Linked DNA regions of Homo sapiens: region 1 is linked to region 2. A link is an interaction called in ENCODE POLR2A ChIA-PET data of the cell type or tissue named here. Cell type or tissue: endothelial cell of umbilical vein. All regions are shown on one strand. Each heading gives the region's core, and the rest is flanking DNA. Links, peaks and the distances in the headings are about the cores only. Region 1 overlaps SMYD3 (SET and MYND domain containing 3). Region 2 overlaps SMYD3 (SET and MYND domain containing 3).

Region 1 (4,403 bases), core at 284-4,283, 210 kb before region 2:
CTGCCTTCTGTTGCCTACTATAAACAGTTAAATATATCTTCTTTTACTATCTGGCTACAGCAGTTTTCTGTATATAAAAATTTTTCCACTCTACTATGAATTGGGTTTATATGGACTCCATCTAAACATTATTCATGAACTATTCTGAATACATACCAAATGATACCCCAGTGATCTTCAAAACGCTGAAGTTTCAATTTTCTTTAATTCTGCTATCAGGCCAGGCAAAGCATTCATCTCAGTGAGGCAGCCTGCCTCTTAGGCATCATTAATGTTTTAGATTTTCATAAATTCCACTACGGCTAAATAGACCAAGAACCTGAACTCCATAGAGTTCCTAAAAGAATTCAGCAGCTACTGCCTTTTTTTTTTTTTTTTTTTTTAGTTTTATTTCCAAGATGAAGTTTAAAAATAAGAATAAAAACTGGCAACAGGCCAGACATGGTGGCTGAGGCGAGCGGATCACTTGAGCCCAGGAGTTGCAGACCAGCCTGGACAACATGGCAAGACCCTGTCTCTAGTAAAAACACAAACATTAGCTAAGTGTGGTGGCACATGCCTGTAATCCCAGCTATTCAGGAGGCTGAGGCACGAGAATCTCTTGAACCTGGGAAGCAGAGGCTGCAGTCAGCCAAGATCGTGCCACTGTACTCTAGCCTGGGTGACAGAACGAGACTCTGTCTCCAAAAACAAACAAACAAAAAACAGAAATACTGGGAATAAAAGTATTTTTGAAACATGTAGATCCTCTTTTATTAAGAAAGAGGCAGACATCTCACACTTAGGAAAATCTCAACCCTTAAAGAGAGAAATGAAATAGAAATTTTACAAATCAAAACAAAAGTAAAAAAAAATCAAAAATAACAGATTTTTATCTAAGAAATTAAAATTTCAGATTTAACGTGGAAAATATCTGAAAAATGTTGTGATTATGAATAAGCCTTATGACATTTCTGCATCACTTCCTGACTTATAGACCTATTTCTCTAAATTGATATTCATTCTACACCAATGAACCACTAAAGGCCTTGTTCATCAAGATTCCAGAGGTGATTTCTATTCATATTTTGCTATGAATACACCAAACTGTATGAAAAGTTAGTTTTTTTCCATTTCTGTAAATATAAGTTTAATAAAATACAACCACAGATAACACACCAGGCCAATGTCTCAGTCAATTACCAACTTAGCCATGTTTTCCTATCCAAAAAATTCATTTGTTTTTGGTGACAGTGGTGATGAAATCATTTATTTACTTATTTTTCATTTGGTTTTCATGAAATACTTGTTCCAGTTTGTTCCATGTAGGTTTTGAGAAAGATTACAGTATTTTGTTGTTCTAATAAACTGAGACATTCAGTTCTATCAGACAACGATCTTACTTTTATTCTAGCTGCCAGAAAAGTCACAGCTAAAGTTGACATTCAATTATGGTGGCTTTCTTTAGTTAAAAAAATTAATAAAACGTTCTTCTCTTCCCCTTTACTACCTAACTTTTGCCTTTGTTCTTACGGTATGATCCTTGATCTTACTGTATCTGTAGTTTTATTTTAAGTAAGAAGTGAGGACTCTGGACATTGCTCTAGTTGTTCAAATGAGATTCTATGTGGATTGTAAAAATATATTTTTCTACTGGAAAGTAAGTCTATTTGAGTAGCTAGGGCTCCTGTTGTAATAGAAAGGGTACCAATCCCAAGTAATATGATTTCTAAAATGAAGTCATTATCATAAGTGGAGTATATTATTTCAAGTGAGTAAAACTTTTGAAGAGTGAATTGTTCATATTCTGGGTTATGTATGCATTTGTTACGGTCAAGGAAGCTTGAAGCTTCAAATTCATAAATAAATTACATCAAATGCAATAAGAATACCACCTACTGGACACTTTATAATATGCATTAATAGTATATTTATGACTTTATTTAATTTCTAAAATGGCCCTATGAAGTTATTTTTAGAATTTTCATTTTACCTATGTGGAAACTGAGCCACATAGAAGATGCCCAAATAACAGTATTTCTGCAGAAATCAAAACCCAATTTGCCTGACTCTAACATTTACACTATATATATTTTATACATATATACTATATATATATGTAACACATATATTACACTGTTTAATATAATTACAGTCTCACATAGGGATGAATTCGATTATTCAGATAATTAAAATGTTTTTTAAAAGAAAATAATATTCAGCATATTTCTTCGTTAGTTATATGTTAAAATACGAAGATACACATCAAACTACTAAATCAACTAAGACTAAATGCTCTTTTGTATATAACTCCCTTATTAGACCTGAATGTTACAGAATTGTAAACTTAATTTGGCAGCTGATCTGAATCCAGGTCGCTACTCTGTAGTCAGCTGTGTTGTATGACTCTGCACTGAGACCCAGAGGAACCACAATGAAAAATTAGCTGCTCAGTATAACGAATTGCCAGATGCTGGACTCAAGTAGGTAATGACATTTGAAAGCATGTGTGCAAGTACAGAAGAAAATTCTGAGGTCCCAGATCTCAAATTTTATGTGTTATAAGCAAAATGCTAAAATCTCAAGTTCCATTTTTAAAAATTAATTAAATAATTATTTATAACGTGTGTCTAGGCAACCACACATTCAACAGACTACCAGGACAGATTTTGCCTCTAGCACTGTGGTTTAAGAAAGAGAAGGATAACTCTCTCTCTCTCTCTCTCTCTATATATATATATATATATATTTTTTAACATGGGACTCATATATATATATATACACACGAGTTAAAAACATTTTATTTCATTAATATCTCTTGTGCGTGGGAAACTGTCACAAAGCAGTTTCTTCTCTTTTTTCCGCACTCTGAACATAGACTATATATAAGAGAGGCTAGCTGCGGCTCCTGAGTCAGCTACTCATCACTCATTTCCCACACCTAAAAGAGGCCTTTTTGTTTGGCAAAATGCTTCCCAAAGTAAATAGAAACGACAGTTAACACTTTTTATTTTCTAGCTAAGAGTCACCTATTGCCTTCAAAAAAATAAATTCTTCTAGTAGATTACAGAATTTGCTTTGAAAAATTTTGGTAGACTTTTATCCTTAAAAAATCCAGGTAGCAAGAGAACCTGGATAAGTACTGCCTGGATTAGCGAGCGGTTATGAGCAAACGCTATCTGAGAAGTAAGTTTTCATGAGTGATGAGAACATACCCTTTCCTGCTTCGCTGTCCCTCACCATCAAAATCCCTCTCACCACCTTGCTGAAACCAACCGTTGCAGAGATTCATTCTATTGATGTAAGGTTGGGTCTCAACTGAAATAGTTAACAGGCAGAGAGCATATCTCTTTTGAAACTGTATTTGGAGTAAAAGGTTCGGATACTGAGCCACTGATAAGGTGTTTGGAGGAAATTGTTTCATAAAACTGAAAAGCAACCGTAAGAAAATAAGGTTGGAGCCAATATGACAAGAACTGATGATGTAACGATTCTGCCCAGAATGTTCTGACCATGTCATCAAATCATGCCCTCTAAGCAATACAAGACACACAAGAGAAGTCTTCACAAAACACACGCTGGGCTCTCACACACTCATTTTCGGATTTTGAAGGGATTTCACAAGATTTCAAATCTGCCCAGATCATCTCAAAATTGTTCATTTCTAAACTTGAAATGTCTCCCAACAGAGACTTTTTGGAAAGTAATTTGGGCAGGTCGTTTGTTCCCATTATCAATTACCGGTCAGTATGTAAGTAGCTCTCTTCCCATGTCAAAGCTGCCCCTGGCCTTCCTCTTGCTCATGCTCTAATTGTGTTATTAGTCAGGCTCCAAAGTCTGAGTGTAGCTCCATCTACCACACCCTCTGGGCCAGTTATGCAAAAGCTCTCTGACTTTCCTTTTTTTTTTTTTTTTTTTTTTTGAGATGGAGTCTCGCTCTGTCGCCCAGGCTGGAGTGCAGTGGTGCAATCTTGGCTCACTGCAAGCTCTGTCTCCCGGGTTCACGCCATTGTCCTGCCTCAGCCTCCCGAGTAGCTGGGACCACAGGCGCCCGCCACCATGCCCGGCTAATTTTTTTTTTTTTTTTTTTTTGTATTTTTACTAGAGATGGGGTTTCATCGTGTTAGCCAGGATGGTCTCAATCTCCTGACCTCGTGACCCGCGCGCCTCAGCCTCCCAAAGTGCTGGGATTACAGGCATGAGCCACCGTGCCCAGCCGCTCTCTGACTTCTTTTACCTAATTCACAGTATTTCTCTGAGGGTCAAATAAGATCAAGAACAAGATGCGAAAACTACAAAGTGCATTTTAAAATAGGTGATTACTGGGATTTTTTTTTAGTATTTGATTTTTTTATAGTATGATCATTGCTTTTTGTTTCTTCATTTGTTTTTGAGACACAGTCTCACTCTGTCACCCAGGCTGG
Region 2 (4,403 bases), core at 158-4,157:
TATACTTTGCTGGAACAAGGCCATAACCTTCAAGTAGAAAAGTCATTCTTTTTTTTTTTTTTTTTTTTTTTTTTGAGACAGAGTCTCGCTCTGTTGCCCAGGCTGGAGTGCAGTGGTGCGATCTCGGCTCACTGCAACCTCCGCCTCCCAGGTTCACACCATTCTCCTGCCTCAGTCTCCCAAGTAGCTGGGACTACAGGCGCCCACCACCGCGCCTGGCTGATTTTTTTTTTTTTTTTTTTTTTTTTTGTATTTTTAGTAGAGACGGGGTTTCATTATGTTAGCCAGGATGGTCTGGATCTCCTGACCTCGTGATCCGCCCGCCTCAGCCTCCCAAAGTGCTGGGATTACAGGCGTGAGCCACCGCGCCCGGCCGGAAAAGTCATTCTAAATACAGTACATTATATCCATCTTTGTAACTATTCTGCAGCCTAACCTAGTGCCAGGAACATGTGATGTGAAAATGTGCTGAATTAACACTTTTGCAAGTAATGATTATAACATACACGCATATATTCTATGTGTATTCATCTGACCCAGTAGGCAAAACAAAGCTACTGGAAATACTGAACTGTAGAATAGGATGTTGATATGGTTCAGCTCTGTGTCCCCACCCAAATCTCATATCCAATTGTAATCCCCGTGTGTTGAAGGAGGGGCCTGATGGGGGGGTGACTGAATCATGGGGGCAGACTTCCCCGTGCTGTTCTCCTTACAGAGTTCTCGCAAGATATTGTTGTTTGAAAATGTGTAGCACGTCCCCCTTCACTCTCTCCTGCTCTGCTGTTCTCGTGATAGTTCTCGCGAGATCTTGTTATTTGAAAGTGTGTGACACGTCCCCCTTCACTCTCTCCTGCTCTGCTGTTCTCGTGATAGAGTCCTCAAGAGATCTTGTTATTTGAAAGTGGCTCCTGCTCTGCTGTTCTCATGATAGAGTTCTCGCGAGATCTTATTTAAAAGTGTGTAGCACGTCCCCATTCACTCTCTCCTGCTCTGCTGTTCTCCTGACAGAGTTCTCGCGAGATCTTGTTACTTGAGAGTTTGTGGCACGTCCCCCTTCACTCTCTTGTTCTGCTATTCTCGCAATAAGAGTTCTCGTGAGATCTTGTTATTTGAAAGTGCGTGGCACGTCCCCCTTCACTCTCTCCTGCTCTGTCATGGTAAGATTTCCCTTCTCCTTCGCTTCCAGTTTCCTGAGACCTCCCAGCCATGCTTCCTGTACAGCCTGCGGAACTGTGAGTCAATTAAACTGCTTTTCTTCATAAATTACCCAGTCTCAGGTAGTTTTTTACAGCAGTGTGAGAACAGACTAATACAGGTATCTTATCTGAAACCAGTGACTTGAAACTACTAACTCATGGCATACAGTAAATATCAAAAGACTAATTTATTCTACCACCTATAAGTCACATACAGTATTAAAGCCTGGAACCAAAATGTAAAACAATCAGGAGCTTTGGAAATAAACTGTCACGTGAACTGAAGATTCTTCTGTCATTTGGCTGCAGAGGAAACCATTCCGCCACCCAAAAAAAAAAAAAAAAAAAAAGCCACAAAGAAAGAAGCAGGGATGAAAAAACACAAGATAACACACTTAGGCTCTTGAAGTCATTCCACTTTCTAGTTTCATTCCCTTCCCAAATCACAAGACACACCCCTACGCTTGATTTCTGTGAGATACCCTGAATCCTTTTAATATATTCTTCTTTGCTTCAGCTAACACTGGTTTCTATTTCCTGCAAACAAACAAATTTCATACCAACCATAAGTACCACAGTGCTTTACCTCGACTGCCTTTATTATATCCAAGAACTTCATTGTCAAAAACATCTATTCCTTTTACAACTCTGATTTCACTTCTTACTCCTCTTCTCAATTACCAATTTATTCAAATATCTACTGAGCACCTGCTCTAGCACTTAGTAACAGAAAGATGAATATGTCATGGTCTCTGCACTCAAGCACAGTCTAGTCCAGTTTTTTCAAGCTGTGGATCTTGATCAATTTGTAAAATCAATTTACTTGTCCTGAGAGGAACTTTTTAATATTTGAAATATAAGAAAATTAAAATACTGCATCACAAGAAATTAAATATTATTTTCTACAGCTTTTGTTTCAGTTACATGTGTGTTTTTACTGAATAGCAATATAGTATGTATATCTCACTGTGGGTCATGAACAAAGGATTTGAAAAATACCAGTAGGCCCCTATTTCCTAATAATGTGAACAAATGCCAAGGAAGAAGTCAGTCAAAAGCTGTGCCTTAGAAAATCCTTTAGTGTTTTAATAAAAAATAATTTCAATTGGTGTTTTCCTAGTTTATGTTGATTTCATAAGTACTTGAAAACAGTTGTTGGTTTGCCTCAAGTAGATTAAACATTCCGTCTTGTTTATAGTTTTAATTAGCTAAACAAATCCTTTTCTCTTTGCCTTGAACATTACAAAGAAACTTCAATTCAGCATGTCAGAATTATTATAAACTCCTAATTAGCTAAGTACAAATTTAGTACATTTTTACCACACTTACAATGAATGCTGTCTGGGCTAAATAAACCCCAATCATCATAAGAGTATCTATCAGCTACAAGGCTACAAGCCATGACAAGTTAGCCTGAAGAAAAGACCATGAGGCAGAAGACAGCTGTGCTCAAATATTATTAAAGGCATAAAATGACTCTAAATTGTTTAAGGTAACTTCTGAAAAATGTAAGTTAAAGAGAATGTAGCAATACATCAAATAAGCGTTGGGCATCTTGTAGGATTTCTTGTATTAATAATCTGATTTTGTTTCAAGGAAAATTAATTCAAGCATGTTTATTCTCTAGTTTAAAGGCTGTCCATCTTTATCAGATAGTGGAAATTATCTGAAATTAGTGGAAATTAGTGGGAAAAAAAGTGGAAATTAGTCAACAAGAATATTTCCTAAATACCTAGTACATGTAGCTCCAGGTATTATGCAGAACACTACATATTTCTGGAAAAGTCATAAAATACTTCCAAATTATATACATGTTATTATGTTAAAATCCATAGTAAAAACTTAGAACAATTTTAGTGCCAAAAATAATCACATCATAAACATGTTTCTATAGAAAAATAGAAATCATATAAAGCACAGCAATCTATTTCCATGTGTTTTCAAAAACATATACTTGCTACTTATCTATTTGTTTTGCTAGAGAGAATTAGGTAACTAAAGGCTAAGAAAAAATATGTAAAAAAAAAATTAAAATTGAGGGGGCTGAGGCAGGAGAATGGCATGAACCCGGGAGGCTGAGCTTGCAGTGAGCCAAGATTGCGCCACTGCACTCCAGCCTGGGCAACAGAACTGGACTCTGTCTCAAAAAAAAAAAAAAAAAAATTAAAATTGAGAAAATGTATTCGCAAACTTTGTTTTCTCAGACACAGGAAAAGTACCACTATTAGCTGGTTTTCACAGAGCCACACACTTTTGGCATACCTGTGTTCACGTATTCATTCTCATTTATTCTAAATTAATTGATTGTCTGCCTAATTCTAGAGACATAAAGATGAAGGTACTCACAGTTTAGAAAAGGAACAAACGTATAAACCAAATGTAATTTAATTTGCAAAGTGCAACACAGAGTAGAGTACCTAATCCAGGCTAGTGTGGTAGGGAGGGCAAGGAAGGCTTCCACAAAAGAGGTGAAATCTAAAACAAAGGATAGGAGGCATCCAGGTGAAGGTTTGGTTTCTGAACACTTTTACGTGTGTGGAGGTGTGGAAAGCCTAGCATTGTGAGTACGGGCATGGCAAGAAGAATTCGCCTGCTGGGTACAGTGCATCCTCCCGCGGGGCCTGCTGGGTACAGTGCATCCTCCCGCGGGGCCTGCTGGGTACAGTGCATCCTCCCGCGGGGCCTGCTGGGTACAGTGCATCCTCTCGCGGGGCCTGCTGGGTATAGTGAATTCTCCCGTGGATGCTGCAGGACCCCATGCCTAGAGGTCTGGAGAACTGTGCTCCACAGTGATCAGCGGTACCCCCATCCTTGGACCTGCCTCTCCCACGACTCCATGGGGGCCTGGCCTCAAGTCATAGGCCCCCGACTGTGCCACTGTGTCCACTGGTAATTGTACACCTGAGCAATGGAAGGGTCACACAGACCCCACCACCCACAAAACTGCATGTCAGATCACCCCATCTCTGGGCGCATCCCTTGACCCCGAGGCTCGGAGGGCAGAAGAATCACCATCAGGCCATCTGGTATAGCTGAAACAAACTCAGCCTGGAGCTGAGAGAAGGGTCAGAACTGGAGGGCTACACAAACACACTAAGGATTTTGGATTTTATGTTGTAAGAAATCAGGATTCAGAGAAATCTTAGATAGCTCACTCTATGAGCTAACAAAAAACAGATTAGTAAATAAGAAATGAGAATTAAG

The links. Peaks named below come from ENCODE experiments on the same cell type or tissue, not always from the same donor. Only the 100,000 strongest peaks of a DNase experiment are listed, where the experiment ranks them.
Region 1: POLR2A ChIA-PET joins it to region 2 with 6 read pairs; 2 of 35 experiments call an interaction of 5 or more read pairs at or near these places.

What each region holds. Positions count from the first base shown.
Region 1 is chr1:246,244,759-246,249,161 of GRCh38, forward strand. All of the region lies in intron 5 of SMYD3 (SET and MYND domain containing 3), which reads right to left. Among named protein-coding and RNA genes, the nearest start is that of SMYD3-IT1, 75 kb to the right of the region's middle. In endothelial cell of umbilical vein, for the core only: no CTCF peak of the experiment used is centred there; no DNase peak of the experiment used is centred there; H3K27ac peaks cover 471 bases.
Region 2 is chr1:246,458,391-246,462,793 of GRCh38, forward strand. The region is part of intron 1 of SMYD3 (SET and MYND domain containing 3); the gene reads right to left. Among named protein-coding and RNA genes, the nearest start is that of SMYD3, 47 kb to the right of the region's middle. In endothelial cell of umbilical vein, for the core only: no CTCF peak of the experiment used is centred there; no DNase peak of the experiment used is centred there.